Linked DNA regions of Mus musculus: all the other regions are linked to region 1. Evidence: chromatin loops called from intact Hi-C (ENCODE). Cell type or tissue: heart. All regions are shown on one strand. Region 1 overlaps Pgbd5 (piggyBac transposable element derived 5). Region 2 overlaps Ttc13 (tetratricopeptide repeat domain 13). Region 3 holds the start of Capn9 (calpain 9). Region 4 holds the start of Cog2 (component of oligomeric golgi complex 2).

What was found. Peaks named below come from ENCODE experiments on the same cell type or tissue, not always from the same donor. Only the 100,000 strongest peaks of a DNase experiment are listed, where the experiment ranks them.
Region 2: a loop joins it to region 1, with 2.0 times the contacts of the local background. A loop is called at or near these places in 6 of 42 quality-filtered maps.
Region 3: a loop joins it to region 1, with 6 times the contacts of the local background. A loop is called at or near these places in 20 of 42 quality-filtered maps.
Region 4: a loop joins it to region 1, with 2.6 times the contacts of the local background. A loop is called at or near these places in 9 of 42 quality-filtered maps.

The regions. Positions count from the first base shown.
Region 1 is chr8:124,396,361-124,401,360 of GRCm38, reverse strand. All of the region lies in intron 1 of Pgbd5 (piggyBac transposable element derived 5), which reads left to right. Among named protein-coding and RNA genes, the nearest start is that of Pgbd5, 35 kb to the left of the region's middle. In heart, a CTCF peak has its summit at 2,332 (motif pointing left); no DNase peak of the experiment used is centred here.
Region 2 is chr8:124,675,781-124,680,780 of GRCm38, reverse strand. Ttc13 (tetratricopeptide repeat domain 13) reads left to right here. Exons shown (of 23, transcript NM_001373939.1): 16 at 710-793; 17 at 1,695-1,779; 18 at 4,331-4,440. Among named protein-coding and RNA genes, the nearest start is that of Gm46058, 10 kb to the left of the region's middle. In heart, a CTCF peak has its summit at 3,052 (motif pointing right); a DNase peak (open chromatin) is centred at 3,060; H3K27ac peaks cover 682 bases.
Region 3 is chr8:124,571,753-124,576,752 of GRCm38, reverse strand. Capn9 (calpain 9) reads right to left here and starts at 642. Exons shown (of 20, transcript NM_023709.4): 1 at 396-642. The coding sequence starts at 608. In heart, a CTCF peak has its summit at 3,074 (motif pointing right); DNase peaks (open chromatin) are centred at 3,022 and 4,852; H3K27ac peaks cover 1,501 bases.
Region 4 is chr8:124,518,704-124,523,703 of GRCm38, reverse strand. It overlaps Cog2 (component of oligomeric golgi complex 2), which reads right to left and starts at 2,937. Exons shown (of 18, transcript NM_029746.3): 1 at 2,753-2,937. The coding sequence starts at 2,824. In heart, no CTCF peak of the experiment used is centred here; a DNase peak (open chromatin) is centred at 2,953; H3K4me3 peaks cover 1,820 bases; H3K27ac peaks cover 1,178 bases.

The DNA.
Region 1 (5,000 bases):
AGCTGCCATGTACATCCGATAAGTAGACACTGGGTAATTTAACAGTAAGTCCCTCTGATGTGGCGATGAAGAAGAGTTGGTGGGCAGGGGTAGGGAGACATGGCTCAGCAGTTAAGATCCCAGCATCCACACGACAGCTCCCAACCTTCTGTGACTCCAGTTCTAGGATATCTCTGTCTTGTGGCCTGCTAGGACCCCAGACACACACAAAGTGCACATGCAGAAGTGCAGGCAAAACGCTCACAGTGTGTTAAGTAAATCAATCTTAAAATATTGTCAGGCGGGATCAGATCGCTGGGGAAGCTTTGAGGTCCCGAGCTTCATCTGTGAAGTGGGAACAATAAGGTCTCTTGGGGAGCTGGGGACTAAATAAGCCAACAAGGTGGCACCTGACACTGTAGAGGACACATGGCATCTGGCTGCAGGTGCTGTTTGTCACATGAGGAGCAGCTGACCCTGAATAGAGAGGAGCAGGCAGGTGTTTGGAGTGGGTGGGAGGGTTGGGTGGGCTGGTGGTGGGAGGCAGCAGGAGGTTAGCAGATGAGAGTTAAGTCACCCCGCGTGCTGGTGAGCAAGTGCCTTGGTGTGGCCAGTCCCATGTGATGACGTGGGCTTGGATGGGCTGTAAAGGGGTGGGACTCTCTATCACTTGAGACTCAGAAAGCAAAGGCTCCCCCTTGAAGCAGAAGACCGTAGGTGCCTGCAGGACACGTGAAGCGGGAGAGTGGCTGAAAAGGGTTGTTTTAAAAACTAATTCTGGGGCCTGGGCATGTGGTTCAGTTAGCCCAAGGCCTTGGGCTCAACACTTGGAGACTGGAGACAAAAGAGGACCAGAAATTCAAGGTCATCCTTGGCTATGTTTGAAGCCAGCCTGGATAGCATAAGACCTTGTCTTTAAAAAACAAAAACAAAGAGACCTGGAGTTGGGGACTTGGTTCGGTTGGTAGGGGGCTTTTCTAGCATGCAGAGAGCCCTGCACTTGACCCCAGCAGCACATAAGCCTGGTGTGCTGGCGAACACCTGTAGTCCTGGCATTTAGAGGTGGAGGCAGGAGGATCAGAAATTCAGTTTCTCAAATACAAAATGAGTTTGGGGCCAACCTGGGGTACCTGAGACCCCCATCTCAAAACACAGACAATCATGGGGCCAGAGAAATGGCTTGGCGGTTAAGAGTACTTCTCTTTCAGAGGACCTCCGTTCAGTTCCTAGTGCCCAATGCAGCTCACAGACGAGCTGGTTCTAAAGGATCAGACACCCTCTCTGGCCTCCGCAGGGACCAGGCACACATGTGGTGCACATGTATGTATGTATGCAAGCAGAACACCATAATCATTAAATAAATCAGTCTTTAAAAACAAACAAAAGAAGCTGATAATCATGTGGAGGAAAGGGAGGGACTGAAGTTCCAGCAGCTATAGAGTTTCTTATACAGTGCTGGAGACTCACTGAATGAACCAGGAGTTCAGGGGAGGCAGATGAGGCCTGTAGACGCAGCTAGAACACAGACAGTGGAGGGAAAACCAAGGAAGCCATGGGTTGGGAGGCCATGGGTTGGCAGGCAGCCAAAAGGAGGCGGGCTGGGAATGAGGTTCTTCTCTTAATTGGGCATGTCAGAGTCCGCTCAGGACGGCGCTGGACTTTGAATGGGCCTCAGAAATAAGTATAGGCTATGGCTGATGAGTTTCTGGTCTTTAGGCTGGCTGTGTGGAACAGAAGTTCCCTTTGGTGTTGCCACAGCCCTGCGGGCATGTGATACCATTTTGCGTGTGTGGGATGTTGGGCCAGCTGCTCTTCCCATTGGCTTGACTCGCGTAGGGGAGGATGATGACATCTGTATGTCTGTCATTCCAGCACACGGGAGGATCGCGTGTTTGAGGGCAGCCTGGTTATATAATGAAGTCCTGGCTCAGCAAAGGGAAGAGAAGAAGAGGAGGGAGGGGAGGAGTGTGTTGTCCCTGTGCACAGCCAAAGGTGTCGAGAGGACACTTGTTTCTCTTTGGGATACCTCAGGCTGCGCCCACTTGTAGAAGGTGCCCAGCGCTGGTAGGTGCAGGGAGTGTTGCGTTGGGCTGTGAGGACAAGAATATTTCTGGCCCTGTAGGTTGGTATGTAGCAGACAAGGTGCAGGTGAGTCACTCACTGAGCTGGAGAGGGCAGCAGCCTGTACACCATGCTTGCCGCTCTTCCTGACCCCCCCCCCCCTTTTTGGGGTTGTGTGGGTGGGACATAAGCCAACCACGTGACTCAAGTGCTGGAGAACTTGACTTGGAGGGGGTCAGAGAAAGGTTTTATCTAGGCGCTCAGCAGCAGAGCTTCTGTGGCGGCACCCCCTGCCGGCCATCTCGTCAAACTGCATATAGTTGCTCCTTAGTATTGGGTGAAGTCATTGAATGGATGGGGAACAGGAGGTGGAGCAGTCAGAGCCCGGAGGCCCACAAGGAGCATCCTCCAAATACCTCCTGCACCTGCTGATTTCAGAAAGTGTGCTTGGTATCTGTTAACCCCGTCCCACAGAGCCTTGAGCTTGATCTTAGGGGGTTAGCCAAGAGACCTGAGGTGGTCTTCGTGATTGGTTTGTAAAATCTGCATCCCTCCATAGATGCAAAGTCGGGCAGAGTTGAATACCTAGCTTTTCCATAGAGGGAGTCTTAGGTGGAGTGGCTGCATCTCTGTTGAGGCACATGACAGTAATGACAGCATCTTGGCAGATGACTTGCATAGCAGTGGCTATGAACGGCGGTTATTCCATACCCAGTGTGAACCTCATGCGGCGCCCTGCTTCCTGCACAATATTTTGTTTTATTCTCGGGATTGCTCTATGTGTTGAAAACTCTTATTCTGAAGATGGGGAAATGAAGGCTTTGTGGTTTCTGTGCCCTGTCTAGAGAACGTATGTGGAAGTCAGGCATGCCTGGATACAGAGCTGGGCCCTTTTCCCACAAGACAATCTTGAGCCACTGTGGCCAGCCTGGTGCTCCATCGGCCTCTGTGGGCAAAGGGATCCACTCCAGGCAGCGCAGTCTTGGCAAAGCCCCTGGCTATACATTCCGGGCCATCCTGCGGAGTGGTGATGTCTCTGTTGCATCCTCTCTGTGAGGTAGGTATGTGTGTGTGTGTGTGTGTGTGTGTGTGTGTACATGCCTGGCACTGTGGGACTCAGTCCTTCACCCCGTTGCTGTTTCTTCTCTGCTTCTGTGGTCTTCAAATTCAGCTGCACATACAGTATTGGAATTGGGAACCAGCCTAAGGGGAGCTAGAAATCTGCACCATGTCTCTGTAGTCTCAGCTTCTGAGGGCTGCGAGTTTCTGGAATTGGGGGTGTCCTCCAGGTGCTATGTTTACCTAGAATGGGGGGGGAGACTTAGGGAAACTGGAGTCAGGGATGGGGACCTCCAGGGACTGTGTGGACTTGAAGTCAGGAGAGACTGTGGATGCTTGTCCTTGGCGTCGGGGGCTTCAGGAGTTGGAGAGCTTTCCCATCCTAGGGGCACTGCCAGGCTCTGCGCACAGATAAGAAGCTGTGCCTTGGCTGGCCTTTGCCTGTGCTCTGGCCGTGTTTATAACTGTCTTTCTTTGAGAGCTTAGTTTGTGTCTTCACTATGCTAACACCTGCTTTACAGACTGTCCAGCCTCTCTCCTGTGCCCTGTGGGTGAGGAGTCTCCCCTTCCCCACAGCAGGGGCAGCCACAGTGACTGGAGACACAGGTTCCGAGAGCCAGAAAGGGCACATTTTCAGCTTTTATTCTGCACAGGGACTCAAGCTCATTCCTCGCTGTCTCCAGCCTGATCTCCCCGTCTGCCATCTGAGCAATGTCTCAGTTCTCCTTCCAGCCCTCAGGCTTTGGCTCGATGCCTGGGCTCTGCAACCTTGGAGTCAGAATGAGAACTCAGAGCAGTAGTGGTGGGAGCAGCCCATCAGGTGGTGGGCGGGGCAGCCAAGGGGCAGCTCTGGAGGGTTGGAAGAATACAGGCCAGGCTCTTAGGGTACTTAGGGGTAGACGATACTGCTGGGTGGCTCTATATTCTATATTCACTTTTGACCTCAGCATGCAGGGTCCTTACAGCCTGAGAAGACAGCAGAATCTAGCAGGCAAGGCGGGCGAGCTTGGAAGGTAACCCTGCTCCAAGGACTGTTAGTCAGATTTGAGGTTGAAGGAGCCTCCTTCCAACCTGGGATGCTCTCCTGAGCAAGATATTTTCTCTCTCCTGACTTGTCTTGGAAATACACCTTCAAAGGAAGACAGGGATGGCGGTCTCAGTGTGGTCACTCAGGGTACTCTGACCACACTCTGTTTTGGCTGACTCTGGAAGACATGACAACAGTGTAAGGGTCCACGATTCACCAAAGAATGACACCCCGGGCAGTATGTGAACACAAAGAGTGTTTATTCTGCAGAAGTCCAGCATGCCGGGGTCTCCCATTACCAAGATAGACAAGCAAGTAGGCTCAGAGGCTTGATTTAAAGCACATTGGAATTCTGGGATAGATGGGCTTCATCTTACTCTATCTCTAGGCATTCTAAAGGCATGGGAGCTGGAATCTGTTGTTGAGGAATGGGCAGCTCTCTTCCTCCACAGTCCACCAATGGGCGGCTCTCTTCCACAACCCACCAATGGACAGCACTCTTCCTCCATAGTCCACCAATGGACAGCACTCTTCCTCCACAGTCCACCAATGGGATGCTCTCTTCCTCCACAGTCCTGGTGGGTGGGGGTGAACCCAGGCTTTGTTTTCTATTAGTAATCGACTTAGTCTCCTTAACTGCCAATTTGAAGTCTATCATGGAATCAGCTTAGCCTCAGTAGGTGTGGCCTGCATTTCCTATATGCCAGGTGGTCCTCACTCCATCCTTCAAGGCAGGTTGGCCAAAGCAGGCATGAGGGTCAACTGGGCTGTGCCTCCAGGAGCTGTACTCACAGCCTCTCTAGTTTTGGAGGAAGAGTGAAGGAAGAAGAAAGAAATGGTATACGGAAGCTGGTGAGAAGGCCAGCAGACGAAG
Region 2 (5,000 bases), 280 kb before region 1:
ACTGAAGTGCCCTGTCAGGGAGAGAAGTCCTCCTTGCATCATGACCTTGATGTGAGGGAGCTGTCAGAAGCAGGGAGTGGTGTTTCCTAGGGTAGACGGACTTCGACTCAGCTGTTGCTAGACGCGAACACCTTCAAGAGAGGGGAAGAAGAAAACAAACAAACAAAACAAAAAACGGAATGGGCATGTGAGGAGTATAGTGTCTCCAGAGGGTAGAGGGAAGGAGGACTGCTAAAAGGCCCGAGAGGCACCCTCAGACAGGCAGGCATGCACACAGAGAGCCTGCCGTGTACAGAGAGCTTGGCGTGTCCAGAGCCTGGTGTGTCCTTACGCAGGCACACACAAGTGCCAGGCATGTCCAATACGCAGGTGCACCCAGAGAGCCAGGCACATTCAATAGGCAGGCGCGCACCCAGAGAACCAGGCGCGCCACTCATGGTAGTCGCCATCAGGTCTGAACTCCTGAAGCTAAGGATTTTCCTTCCTCTGTGGCCTGTCAGGAGCTACGTCTTTTCTGGACACTTTCTGCCAGGACAGATTCCAAGAGCCCAAGCTTTCTGCTGAGATGGGAGTCGCTACTCCCACAGTGACAAAGCAAGCCCCTCTCTTACACTTCCCCATATTTGTCCCCGCTCTTTGTTTTTGGAACTAACTGATGTTTACAAGCCTTTGTAAAATGATGGTTAATTTTATCGCTTTTACCTTACAGGGGTCAAGTGATCAATATGAGATATCTGGAATATTTTGAGAAAATACTTCATTTTATTAAAGATAGAATTCTTGTTTATCACGGGTAAGCCTCCAGTTCTCCTCTTTGCTGTGATGCATTGGTCCCATGTGTTTCATGTGTGGTCTATCTGTGAGATTTGAAAACTGAACCACATGTAAATGAGGAAAATACCTAATAAAAAATATAAAAAAAGAAAAAAGAAAACTGAACCACAGGCAGACCAAACGAACTAGACCGGAAGTTTAATTAAAGCCTGCTTCCGCCAGAGTAATGGCTTCACAGTGTTGGCCTTGGCAGTGCTTTCGGCCAACACTCATCACAGTGACACTCCCGATTGCCGACAGAGCTTCCGTCCATCCCGCGGGGCATTGAGTTTTGAGGTGGAGTCACCAGCTGAGCATGAGAACCGTGTGGCGCCCCCCCAGCAGGGTGCTTAGATCCGAGCAGCTTGAGAAGTGAAACCACACACTTGCCAGTGCAGAGTTGGAACAGGAGAATCAAGGGTCAGCTAAGACCCCCGCGCCTGCGCATTGGCCTGCTGCATTTCCTGATTCGCCGCGCATGCCTCTGCAGCCCCACACCTGTTGGCTCGCATTGACTCCTGCTGTTGCCCAGTGTGGGATGCTGTCTATCCTCTCCAAAGACCTCTTCATGCTCAGGGCCTTTGCATTAGATGGTATGACATTTATACGGGACCCACACATGGGCCTCCAGTGCATTGCGTCAGCCCCAGGCCAATGCTCGCTGCTTAGGGGATGCGGAGCAGGTGGATAAGAAGTCAGTAACATGATTTTCTCACATGTATTATTGATTTGGGTGGATGACCCTGTCAGTGAGATGCCCTGGGATATATGGGCCTGCAGCATTGAGCTGCTTGTCCTTAGGAGCAGTTATTTAAGACGTGAATGGATCTGCGTATCGTATTCTGCATTAACCTCCCTCTGCCCTTCCCCCTCTCTTCAAGAGCAAATAATCCAAAGGGCTTATTGGAAGTCAGAGAAGCTCTGGAAAAGGTACACAAAGTGGAAGACCTCCTTCCAATTATGAAGGTAAGTTTGCTATTAGCATCTCAGGTGGGGCTGGAGCAGTGACTTGGTACTGAAGAGCCCTGCCTTTATCATCCCAAGGACCCGGGCTCGATTCCCAACACTCACGTGGTGACCTCCTGTGGTGTCTCAAAACTGTCTGTAAGTCCAGTGCCAGGGCATCTGACTTCTGACCTCTGCAGGCACCGGGCATGTAGGGTGCACAGACATACATGCAGACAAAACACACATACACTTAAATTGAAAATATATCTCAGGAGGAATTGTATAAAAGAAAACCAAAGCACATATGTGACTGTTGCGCTGTCTCAGAACTTACAAAGTATAGCATCTGAGACCCCACATTAACACACTGTAAGCAGTAACCCAGATCAAGTACAGCGCTGGAACCAGACTCAACCAGAACCGACTTTCGAGACGCAGTCAATTCAGGAAACAAAGGACTTGAAAATAAATATACTCACGCTGGACCTGTGGCCACAGTCCAGTACTCCCCAGCGGCCCAAAAGCCACGCAGCTGTAGTTAGATGGATTCCTAAAAGGAGAGTTGGAGAACCCCGTCTCCCCCAGATTCCTGTGGGCGTTGTTTGTTGTCCCGTAGGATAGGCGTGTGGAGGCCAGCAGCTGCAGAAGAGGAGGTACCTGAGGCAGGGGCGGGGGAGCCCTTGTTGTGTGGCCACATCTGCAGTGGAAGTCTGTGCCGTAGCAGGGGTTGCTCAGAGTTAACTGTGAGCTGAGACAGAGCTGTGGCCTTGATGGTGGGAAGTTGCTCTGAGCACCTTCATCTCCATTTGCTCCCAGAGGTGCCTCACTGGGAGTCACGGGAGTACCCTCTCCTGGTACCTAGTAGGCCCGTGTCTGATTCCCAGCACTGCAGCAGCAACAGCATAAGTCGTGACGTCCGTTTCCATCTGAAATGCGCTCTGAGAATGGAACTGAGGTGCGGCTTTGACATAGAAAGTCAGAACTAAAGGAAAGATCACAGAAGGAGACAAAAATACCCATAAGTCTTGCATGACACGGTAATGGCAGATTTGTTGGAAGAAGACTCTCAGGTGGCTTTTAACATCACTTGTGTGGTGCTGACCTTCAGTATCCCGGCAGCTCCTCCATGACAGGCGGCAGGACACACTGCGGACAGGAGACCGGCACTGCGCTGGGTCAGCCTCTGTGGATTTCAGTCACTAAAATCTAGTAAGACTTCAGGTGGGAGACGAAATCTGCTTACACAGATCGTGGAAAGGAAAGCAGCGTGCCAAGGTGCATTCACAACACCTAGCCAGAGGGTGGCAGCACTGCCCTGCTGTGTCGTCTGTAGGAGCTTGTCCTTTGGATGGGAGCGTTTCCAGCTTCAGACTGGCTTCAGCCGGATTATGGATGTGCATATGGGAAACTTGTAGCTTTCTTCTTCCTCTGAAAAACATGGCGTGCCACTGGAGACTTAGAAAAGCACTCAGGCCCCAGCAGATAGATCGTTAGCCAGGAGCATGGACCAGAGTCAGAGGCCCTCCCTCAGCCCTCCACTCTGCCACTTCCTGGCCCAGCAGTATGGCCAGGTTTGTTCCTTTTCCTGGGACTGTGCATTCATACCTGGTCTGTTTGTGGCAAGGATTCAGTGGGCATACGGGAAAGCACCTGCACTTGTTTTCTGAGAGCCAGTCCCTGAAGAAAGGCGCTTCTCCCTCAATTCAGCTGAAAGCCCTGGTAGTCAGTCCTGCCCAGCTGCACCCTGCCGTGGGCCTCCAGCCATCGCTCCTGTGGCCTGCTGCAGGAGAAGCCCTCCCGCCAGAGCCCAGAGTCCTTTGTCTGTCACTGCCTGCCCTATTCCAGCTCCATCCATCCCAGCCAGAGTCGGAGGGCACTATTCTAGAATAAAGGCAGAGCATCGCAGGTTTTAACTCAGAGCTGGCATCTGAAGCTGTGTTCCTAGGAGACACCCTGGCCGGCTTTGAGGAGGTCCCCTCACAACCTGTGGTCTGCGAGGTTAGAGTCTGTGAACCTAAAACACACCTGGAGAGGAACCACTGAGCACCCCTCGGGCCTGCGGCTCTGGGGAGCACTTGCAGGGCACAGTGCTTTTTCAGGGACACATGCTTTTTCAGGTTGCAGGAGCTGGCATTGCTGCTCCTGGCTGGCAAGGCTGCTGCCTGCTGCGCTGGGAGGAGAACCAACCCCAGAGCAGCTGCTGCACTGAGCTAGATCTTGGCTGTAGGGCACCTGCAGCTTTCTGCTGGGGCCCCTGCTGCTCTGTAGGTTTGTGGGATGTGAGGCACTTAGGGCCTGTGTTGCATCTAAAGAAAGGAGAAGTGTTGTTAGCCACTGCCTACCAAGAGAGAGCACATGGTCTCTCAGTTTGAATGCCTCAGACAAGCCCAGAGCTAAGTCTAAGGTTCAGGACGGATTAGAAGTAGACATGTCCAGCCCGTAGCATGTGGGCGATATGTAGCTCAGGGGAGCTGAGAATGCAGCCCAATGTGTGTGTGGTGCTGCATGACAGAACCATGTTACAGTGTGAGAACTGCAGCTAATATGGATTTTTATTTTCCCTCGAAAGCAGTTTAATACCAAAACAAAGGACGGGTTCACCGTGAACACCAAAGTCCCCAGCCTCAAAGATCAAGGGAAGGAATATGACGGCTTCACCATCACCATCACAGGAGACAAGTATGTTCGCTCCAGTGTGACGTGGGGCTGGTGGCGGCCAGTGGAGGGATGTCCTGATGTGAGCCGTGTCTGGGCCATGTGTGTACTCAGTATATGCCTGGGGCAGCATCCTTCCTGGCTAAGTGCACACAACCCATTTGAATTCCCACAGCACCTCTGCCTGGTGCTCAGAGGCTCCGGAGAGCTTGTCCAACAGCAGGAAAACGGGTCCATGCGGGCCCAGGGCTACCATGCACGCATTGCAGATTGCTGGGTCTCGAGAGGGTGGCAATGTCTTTGTGGAAAGTTTGCACATCTGAGGCTCTGGCCATCATTACTCTCAACCGCCGCCAACTGAGAAGCATTTTACAATCATTTCTTCTTTGATAGTTTCATTCATGTCTGTAGTGACTTTTAGTCCTTCTTATCCCCCCAGTTATTCCCACTAAACCCTTCTTCCCACAAGGCCCCCACTCTCTCTCTCTCTCTCTCTCTCTCTCTCTCTCCCCCCCTCTCTCTGTGTATGTATGTGTGTCTGTGTGTCCTGCTGAATTTAAATAGGATAGACCCACATTCAGGCC
Region 3 (5,000 bases), 180 kb before region 1:
TGGCCTCCCGGTACATCACACGCATCTCGTTACCCCATCACCTCCCACCCTGGCTAGTTTGCCTTTGTGCTCTGATGGGGCAAGTGGCTTGGGTTAGAGCTCTAATCCTGCTCACAAGTCGTAGCTGAGAGACTTTCTCTCCCTATGTCTCTAAACTGAACGGAACTCAGAGCTTCCGAAAGGCCAGAAGGGTGTGGCCAGATACACTGGGGACCATGTATGTGTGTTTAGCCAGCATATTACCAGAAAGCCTCCTATTAAAAAATAAATGTGCTTACATGTGATTGGCTCTTCCCTTCCACCCCTTCAGATCCAGCATTCCCTCTCTCTCCCCCCATCCCTATCTCTATCCGCCCCCTACCCCTGTTTCTCTTTCTCCTCCACACCCTACTCACCCCTGGCCGTTTCCACACAAAGGGGACCTGGGGCCTCTCGCTGTAGAACAGGGAGACATTGCTGGCAGGGAAGTCAGCATCCTCAAACAAGGTGCCAGACTGCAGGCAGCCCTGCCTCAGCTGCTCAAAGCTCTGACCTGAGGAGTGGATAGTCCTGGCATCCCCGGGGACTGGCTGTGGCTGTGGCCTCAGGGACCGATGCAGGTAAGGCATGACAGCTTCCCCGCAGCTTAGAGGAAAAAGATGTGAGAGGCAAGATGAGAGTAGCCAGCAAAGAGGTCCCAGCCCTGGCCTCCACCCGCTGCCTGGGCACCTCCCTGTGAAATGAGATAGGGCCCTCCCGGATGGCAAATACTGAGTGAGACCATTGCCCACTCAGGGTTCCAAGGAACCGGAGTCAACTTTAGAGCATAGCTGAGTCTGATCAGAGGGGGGAGGTACCTCTGTTGATGCACAGTGGAGTCCCTGAAGGACAGGTAGGGTCGCTTCGAAGGGAAGGATAGCAAGCAACCAAATTGGTTCAGGAGATAGTTGTGAGGTCTAGAGCCAGCAGAGCTTTGTACTTGGAGGGAGCTGGGTGTGTCGCAATGTGACATTGCAGGCAGAGCTCCCTGGGATCTTTAAGCCCAACCCCATGCTAACTTACATTAGGGCTCAGCGCTCCCTCCCGTGACAAGCCTTTACATCCGTGGGCCACACCGTCTATGTTCCAGCCACTCGCTCGCTTGCTTGACTGTCACAGTTGCCGAAGTAACTGTGTGGACACAAAGATGAGGTTACATCCCCACCAAGCCTTCCCTACAGACTGGGAGATAGGCTCCAGTGGGAAAGCGGTTATTGTATTCCCATGAGGACCTGGGTTTGAGCTTCCAGGATCTGCATACAAAGCTGGACATCGTGGTGTCCATTTATAGTCCCAGCGCTGCGGAGGTAGAGAAAGGCAGATCTCTTTGAGCTGGCTCTAGGCCAATGAGAGACGCTGCCTCAAACAAACGAGGTAGCCAGGCTGTGGTGACACATGGCTTTAATCCCAACACTTTGGCAGAAGGAGGCAGATCTCTGGGAGTTCCAGACCAGCCTGGTCTACAAAATGAGTTCCAGGAAAGCCAAGGCTATTACACAGATAAACCTTATCTCCAAAATAAATAAATAAATAAATACCCCCCCCCCAAGCAAAAAACAAAAAGAACACTGTATGAGAACTGGAGAGATGGCTCAGCAGTTAAGAGGACTGAGTGTTCTTCCAGGGGACCCTATTTCAATTCTCAGCACCCAGCTGGCAGCTCACAAACATCTGTAACTTCAGTTCCAGGGAATCCAATGCTCTCTTCTAGCTTCTGTAAGCATTACATATGTGTAGCATATATATATATATATATATATATATGAAGACAAAACACCCATGCAGATAATGCAACAACAACAGGGTATATGGTATGGCACTGGACACATACATACACACCTTCTCTACAAAACCATGAGGTCCTGGTGGTTTGGCTCTGAGTCAGGTGAGCTCAAAGGACAGCTTTAAGTCCCCCTCCAGCCCTCACAACATCCTTCTCCACATCAAACTCCCGGTCAGGACCCTGCAGGCTCTCAGTGGCTTGAGCAAAGAAATAGACTTAGGCATTGTCTGGTGCAGCCTGTCTTCCTGGAGCCAGGACAATGGTACCTGAGCATCTGTCAGAGAGTCTGCGGCAGGGTTTCCAGGTCTAAGGTAGCCACTGGGAAATGCCAGCTGGGTAGCTGGTTGAGATGGAGGTGACCTCTAACTTCACAGTGTCCTCAAGGGGCCCCATCAAACCAATTTGCAACAAATAGAGCTGAGACTATAGTTCCATTGGCAGAGCATTTGTCTAGCACTCAGGACACTTTATGGTTGATTCTCAACACCACAGAAACAGGCATGGTGGTGCAGGTCTGTGATGTCAGCACTCAGATGGTGGAGGCAGCAGAAGCAGAAGTTTAAAGTCATCCTTAGCTGCATACCCTGGGATAGAGACTCTGTAGAAAGTGCGGCCAGGGAGGAAGGCATGAAGTAAAAAAGAAAAGAGAGAAAGAAGAAAAAGATATTGTGTAACTCCTCCCCCATTTGAACTTCATGGTCAGGTTTTCCAGAACAAAGAGTCCCTCGGGAGCCTTCTGTTTCCACACACCGAGGATGACATTTTGGTGAGCCTTACTGAGCTACAGCCAATGAGACAGCCTTCAGGGTGCCGGAAGACGAAAATGTATTGCTGAGTATGAAAACCTGCCTCGTCATAGCCAAGGGTTGTCAGTGGGATGACCTTCCATGAGAATACACCACATTGAAACGGGGCTGTGCCAGGACCAGATTGGAGTGGGGCAAGGAGGTGGTCACAGAACTCTCTGTAGGAGCCCAGCCATATGCGATCACGCCACATAGTGGGGACCGAAAACATCCCACTGTGTGAGGCACTGAGCCTCTGCATTCGGGGGACAGACGTGAGCTCAATGTGTTGGACCAGGGCTCAGGAGACAGGCGTTGTGACTACAGGGAGGAGGAGGGTTGCCTGCATGGGGTTGCGCACTAACTGGGAAGGCAGCCTCAGAAAAACAGCTCTCTGGGAGGGCTTGGACAGAAGTTTGAACAGAAGAAAAAACTCATTTCCGGTAGAGGTAGAAAGGGCTGAACTCAGGAGTCATGAGAGCATCTGACCACCAGGGGGCACTGTTGGAACTAGACCTGAGATCAAGCCCTGCTCCCGAGCTGGAAACTTCCACAGCAGCAGTAAGTCTCTGCTCACCAAGGAACCAGAGGCAGGAGCTTGGCTGCTAAGATCTCAGACAGGAAGGAGCCCGTAGCTCGGTGGCTTCATCCAGAGCCAGGGCAAGCTTCTGGCCCTCCTGCTGGAGGGCTTGGTGCCTTGGGGGAGATGACTCTCACAGAAGTGTGGCCCCCAACTCCCTCTCTCTGTGTCTCCAGAGATGGCCCAGGACCCTAACAAACATTTCTGGTTCCTACAACTGTTTAAGCCTGCTTAGTCCTTGAAGAGATTTTTGGATGCCTACAGGAGAAAGGTCCCATCATGACAGACTGCACGCAGTCAGCCCCTCATGAAAAGAGAAGTGGGCTCCTCTCCCATCTTCAATAGAAATTTTATCTAGTACCTATCTTGACCTGACAGCATTCACTAGGGGTTAATGTCGCTGCCTGGAGGTGGCAGAGGGTGAGAGGACGCTCTGGTCCCCAGGCTCTGGCTTGGGTGACTTTGGATGAAAGCAGAGGTGTCAAAGGGCACAGTGGGAGGGAGGGTCCCTCAGGTCACCTTTGCTCTTTAAAACAAAACAAAACAAAACAAAACAAAACAAAAACCTAAGAATTTACTTGGTGTGTGTGTGTGCATGTGTGGGTGGGGCGCATGTGTGTGTGTATGTGCAAGTGTGTGTGTGTATGCATGCATTGTGGAGGTATATATGTGTTGGGGTGGCATGTGTGTAGGTACATGTATGTGGGGGGTGCATGTGTGTGTGTGTGTGCAGGTGCATGTGGGGGGGTGCATGTGTGCCTAGAGATGCGTGTGTGTGCAAGTGTGTGTGTGTATGCATGCATTGTGGAGGTATATGTGTGTTGGGGTGGCATGTGTGTAGGTACATGTATGTGGGGGGTACATGTGTGTGTGTAGGTGCATGTGTATGAGGAAGTGCACACATGTTGGAGGGGGAGATGTTGGGGGGCTGCATGTGCACACTAGGGGTCAGAAGTTCAGAAATAAACCATTGCAGTTAAGGAGCCCCAGCAAACAGTTTCCTGGCAGTCCTCCAGTGATGGCCTTTGCCCTCTCCTCCTCCCCCTCCTCCTCCCCCTCCTCCTCCCCCTCCTCCTCCCCCTCCTCCTCCCCCTCTTCCTCCCCCTCCTCCTCCCCCTCCCCTTCCTCCTCCTCCCCCTCCTCCTCCCCCTCCCCTTCCTCCTCCTCCCCCTCCCCTTCCTCCTCCTCCTCCTTCTTCTTGTTTACAGAGTTATACTCTGTGGCCCAGGCTGGCCTTGAACTTGAGGTGGCTCCTGGCTCTCTCTCCCTAGGACTGAAGTTGCAGCCTGCTCCATGCCCTGTATCCACTCTGCCTCGCCCCCTCTCTTTCTTGGCTGCAGCAAAACAAGTCAAAGACCCTCTGTTCACAGATATTTCTGAAGCCTAGAGAGTATTTTGTTTATTAAAGCCATATGTGAATACTTCTGAGATGCTAGTGGAAAGACACTACTATTTGTGTTTCCAAATTTCTTTGCTATGTTTTCCATAGAAGGACTGACCATTGAGTAAATATTATTTCTAGAGCACAGCTTTCGCAAGAGACAGCCTGCCAGACCCACAGGACAGCTCTTTGACCATTGCTTGGAGCTCTGCTGGCAAGAGGGTGATGACATTTTTCCATAGGAAGGGCCATGGTTTATCTAAACTCACACTGGGGCAGAAGCACCCTTCCGTAGATTTTCCTAGTACCTGTGCCAAGGCACACATGGAGTTTGGACCAGCAGCCTGTGCTGTATCTGTGGCTGCGCGAATGCTAATGAGCTAGAGTGGAGAAAGGGTTAGGAAACCAATTTCTGTCTGCTCTGCGGCCTCATTCGGCTCTGACGGAAACAGT
Region 4 (5,000 bases), 120 kb before region 1:
TTTCCACACCGTTCCTTTCTGCCATGATGGTCTGACTGCAACTGGCAAGCTGAAACAAACATTTCTTTGAGTTGCTTTCTGTCAGGTATTTGGTCCTAGGACTGAGAACAGAACACATCGAGACAGCAGTAACAACTCTCCAGCCAGAAACTGTGAGCGAGAAGGATTAACACAGAGAGAAGGGAGGAAAGGACTAGAGCCAGGCAAGGCAGAAAGCCAGCGGGAAGGTGGAAAGCCAGCGGGAAAGTGAAAAGCCAATGGGAAGACATAGCAGAGAGAACAGAGTAGAACTTGGGCATGTGTGCCGTGGAAAGAGACGACCATCAAGCTTGTGAGCCTGCGAATGTAGAGGCTCAGAGTCTCAGGGCAGCTGATGGCACAGGAGAGGGTCAGGCCACAGCAGCCACAAGGAGGGAATGCACAGATGCAGCACTGAGGCTGTCATCAGCAAGGTGAGGATGTTCTGTGTTTCCTGAACAGGAATGACGTCACATGCTGGCTGCAGACGGGAAGGATGTGATGTCGGTGTGCCCAAGCACTCCGTCTGACCTCTGTCAGCAATACCACCTTCTACTGCCAACACCTTCTATCCTACTTCATTGGCTGGACAGCAATCTCCTTCACCAGCTCCTTCTAGTACAATGATATAGCCCTGTAAGCTCCCGGTCAAAGGTGACCCCAGCTTCAGGATGAACACTGGGTAGAACACAGATTCCCTCCTATGACACTCGGGGCACATCAGTTCTCATCCCGTCCCACCTGCATTTCCGGTCTGGATTCTGACATTCCTCCATACTCTAACCACCACAGACCAAGCACAGTTTCTGAACCCGCATGTGTTTTCTCATGTTCAACAGCCAAGCCACACCTTTCTGCCCTTGTCTCTTCAAATCTAGACTTGTAGTTGGCACACAGTAGTAGTTGGCACACAGTAGGGTGGGCCATGAATGAGCAAACATCTGCTACCACTGCTCAGCAGGCTGTCAACATCTTGGCAAGACAGCACATTTCTAATCAGATGACTGCAATCGACGGAGCCTCAACTCTCCTAATGTGTATCTGATATCCCATCCTTGTTAAAACAAAACAAAATAAAACAAAAAAAACAAAACTATGCCACTGAAAAATATGTTGAATAAAATACAAATGTACACATAAAATTTGGATAACAGGCACTCCTCCTGTCCTTTCTGCCACGAAACTAACTCATAAAACACTTCTTTGAAGGAAGCACAAATAATAAAGGGCCTTAATTTCTGGCTCCACCTAGAAAAACCAACATCACACACAATGGCTGTTCCATGTTGTTTCCTCTTCAATGGAAATGGCCACATCAGCAGAACTACAAACTGCGTGGCACACTCAGAGAGCTGACTGCATCAAAGAGCGTGGAGCAGTCCGGCCATTCCGTCCCAGGTTTGCTGATGTTGTCTCACTAACTACTCACATTGTGTGCCATCTCCTCACAGGCATCGCATCCAACAGAGGTATCACCTCAGTGTGAGTGAGGGAGACACAGGCAATGCCCAACCCTGAGGCAATGGCCCAGAACAGCTGCTGGCACAAGGCCTGCAGGAGGCCTGAGTTAAATGGTGAACAGTGAACACAGTAAGTTTTCTCACCTAAAGTAAAAACAGGCCACGATCCCCGGGCAAGCTTTCTTCCTCCAGACTCTTGTCCCTGTCATGTACCTTTGGCTCTTTTTTTTTAACCCTCTTTCCAAGGTATCCATAAGTCACAGGATGTAACAGGGGCTTTCTGAATCATTATTTCAAGCATCCCATTTGAACCTCATTTATTGGAGATGGCTCAGCAGTTAAGAGTGCTTACTACTTTAACAGAGGACCAGGGTTTGGCTCCCAGCACCCACAGGGCAGCTCACAAGCACCTGTAACTCCAGTTCTAGGGAACCCCACAGTCTTCTGGCCTCTGAGGGCTTCTGCACACACTGTGCACATAAACTCAGGAAGGCAGACACATACACACAAAAAAGCCTTTCACACATGGAAACCTACGTGGGCACAGTACAGAAGTCACATATAAATTAAAATCCAAACACCAAAACCTCAGCGCTTTCTTTGGCCATGTCAACTAAATGCAAATACCAGAACAGAGATAGGCCAATTAAGTCAGAGGGAAAAATTCGATTGTGAAAGGGGAGCAGGGTGCACACATGCAAACACAACACACACACACATACACACACACTCTATACAGTAAGACTTGGACTCGTTTGCTTAGTATTTTATGTGCCAAAGAGACAGAAAGAAATTCCTAACCTCGGAACCAGCTTTGAAATGGTCCCTCAAATCGCAACTATTAAATGGCACAAACTTTTAGCTCACAGTTGCCATTTCTGCCCTTAAGACAGGAGGATCGAGACCCGTCCGGGCTACAACTCAAAACCCTCCCTGTCTCGAGAAAGAAAGCGGGTGTAAATATGTTTGGGGTTGTTTTAAGTGACAACAGCGGAGAGGTACAACTAACAGGCTCAAAGCCTGCGCCGTTCGGAGGCTGTGCCTGCTCGGTGAAATGTTATCAGCCAAGTGTTTTCGGTTTAGATTTGTAAGCAGGGCCGCTGGGTTGCAGCGTGGCGAGGCTGTCAGGTTCCCACTTCTTAATGTCAGAGCGTTTTCAGCCTGGACACCCCTGCCACCTTCCATCCCACGTCCCTGACACCCGCCGGAGCCTCTGGGAACCACCGGGCCTCAGCGTCCGGCCAACTCAGCGGCGATCTGCCGGGTGCCCTCACCTTCATGAACTCGTCCTTATCGAAGCACAGCGTGTCCGGCCCCGTAGGCAGGTTCATCCTGCGTTTCTCCATCACGCCGGCCGCCGCCCCTCAAGGCCAAGACCGCAGGGGACGCGGCAGCCCAGCCCACCCCCAGCGTCCCAGCTCCACTTCCGCTTCCGCCAGTATGGCAGCAGCGAGCGACAGCCAATAGACGAGCGTCGCGGGCGGCTGCGCACTGTTGGTGATAAGAGCGGCGCCCTCGAGCCGGAAGCTCCCAGCCTGGCGCTACTGCCTCCGGGAGTCGAGCGTGGTACTGCAGCCTCACGCATGCACCGAGGCAGCTGGCCTGGGAGAAAAGTCAAGAACCAGGACAGCCTTGTTCTTTTCTCCTGGTGAGGAGAGAAAACGTCACTGCCCTTAAAGATGGTCAGAGGAAAGTGATCCCTTTGTATTTCAGTTTAGACCAAACAGGACACCATCCCTCTAACTGAATGTTGGGGTAAAATTCAGAGACCCTATCGCCTGAGCATGTGCTGGATAGGCTGGACTGCAGCCGATGTCCCTAACATGTTGGTTTGTGTGTAGCAAAGAAGTCTTGCTTTCTTGTTAATATTTTATTCTTATTACCAAATCTTTCACCCTCACAAGTTTAGGCAACGTGAACTCGCCATACGCTGACCATGCTCTAGTAACCCCCAGCCTGTCTCCAGGTCCTCTTTACCCAGGCTACCACCACCATCATAGCTGTCATGGGAAGATATTGTTAGAACACTTCACCAACACCTTATTTAGCGATTCCTCCTGTAAAAGATCAAACAAAGCCCTTCTTGCCAACTCAAAGTATTATCCTCGAACCTAACAAAGCGAACAGTTCTCTGCTGTTATTATTAGTCTGAGAGATGTGGCATTCAGCCTCTCGCTATAATTTCAGAGTGGCAAATTGGAGGTACCAAGGGAGGGACCCGAGGTGCTCGCCAAGAGAGAAACAAAGACTCCTGGGAAACCTGCCTGATTCCTAGAAGCTTGGGGCTAGAACTTGCTGTTCCCTTCTGATATTTTCCTCCATCCTTTATCAAAGAACCTGACTGTGTTCAGCCTAGTGTGCTAACCCTGGAATTGCTGCAAAGATTCAGTGGTGTACTGGCTGGCTTTGCGTGTCAAATTGACACAAGCTAGAGTCATCAGAGAGAAGAGAGTCTCAGCTGAGGAAATGCCTCCATGAGATCCAGCTGTAAGGCATTTTCTCAATTAGTGCTCTGTGAGGGAGGACCCAGCCCACTGTGGGTGGGGCCATCCCTGAGCTGGTGGTCCTGGGTTCATTAAGAAATCAGGCTGAGCAAGCCATGGGAAGCAAGCTAACAAGCAGCACCCTCCATGGTTTCTGTATCAGCTCCTGTTCTAGGTTCCTGCCCTGCTTGAGTTGCTGTCCTGACTTCCTCCAATGATGAACTGTGATCTGAAAGTGTAAGCCAGATAAACCTTTTCCTCCTCAACTTGCTTTTTGATCATTGTGTTTTGTTGAAGCCATAGAAACCCTAACTAAGACATGGTGTTTTGTTGCAGCCATAGTTAGCCTGGTACCCTAACTGAGACAAATTGGTACCGGGAATGGGGTATTGCTGTGACAGACCTGACTTCAGTGATGTTTTGGGGAGGATTGTGGGAGGACTTTGGAACTTTGTGCTAGAAGAATCATTGAATATTAAGAGCTCAGTGGAATGTTCTGTAGACGCTTGGAAGATAAGAATGGTGAAAGCAGGCAGAAGATGGAGGGGTCTGGCTGGTGAAGTTTCAGAAGGAAGTTTAAAGACTATCAGGGCTGTTGGCGACTTTGATTTAAGTCTATGGTTCTGGTTAGCTAGGGCTGAAGAATCAGCTATGATTAATAAGATACCAGAACTACCGAAGTGAAACCTTTCTGACTGGGACTATTGATGCTGGTTATCTGGAGTTAAGAAATCAGTGATGATTAAGAAGAGACCAGTATCCCTGAGGTGAAAGTTTTTGGGAAGCATTTTCTGAGAGCACAGAGAAGCTGTGTTCTAGAGGTGGCCAAGGTCGTACCGTACCTCATGCTGGCAGTTGGATTTGGTAATGTATAGGAGTCACTCAGGTGGTACTGGTTTTAAAGACATGAAGGGGTCATGGAGAGCAGCTGAGGCTTAGCATTGTGAGAGGCCAGGAGAGGCCATTATTGAAGGTGTAGCATCAGTGGCAGTTGAAGTTGAGACTTGGAACCATGAGGTACCAACAGGTTATTGGTCAA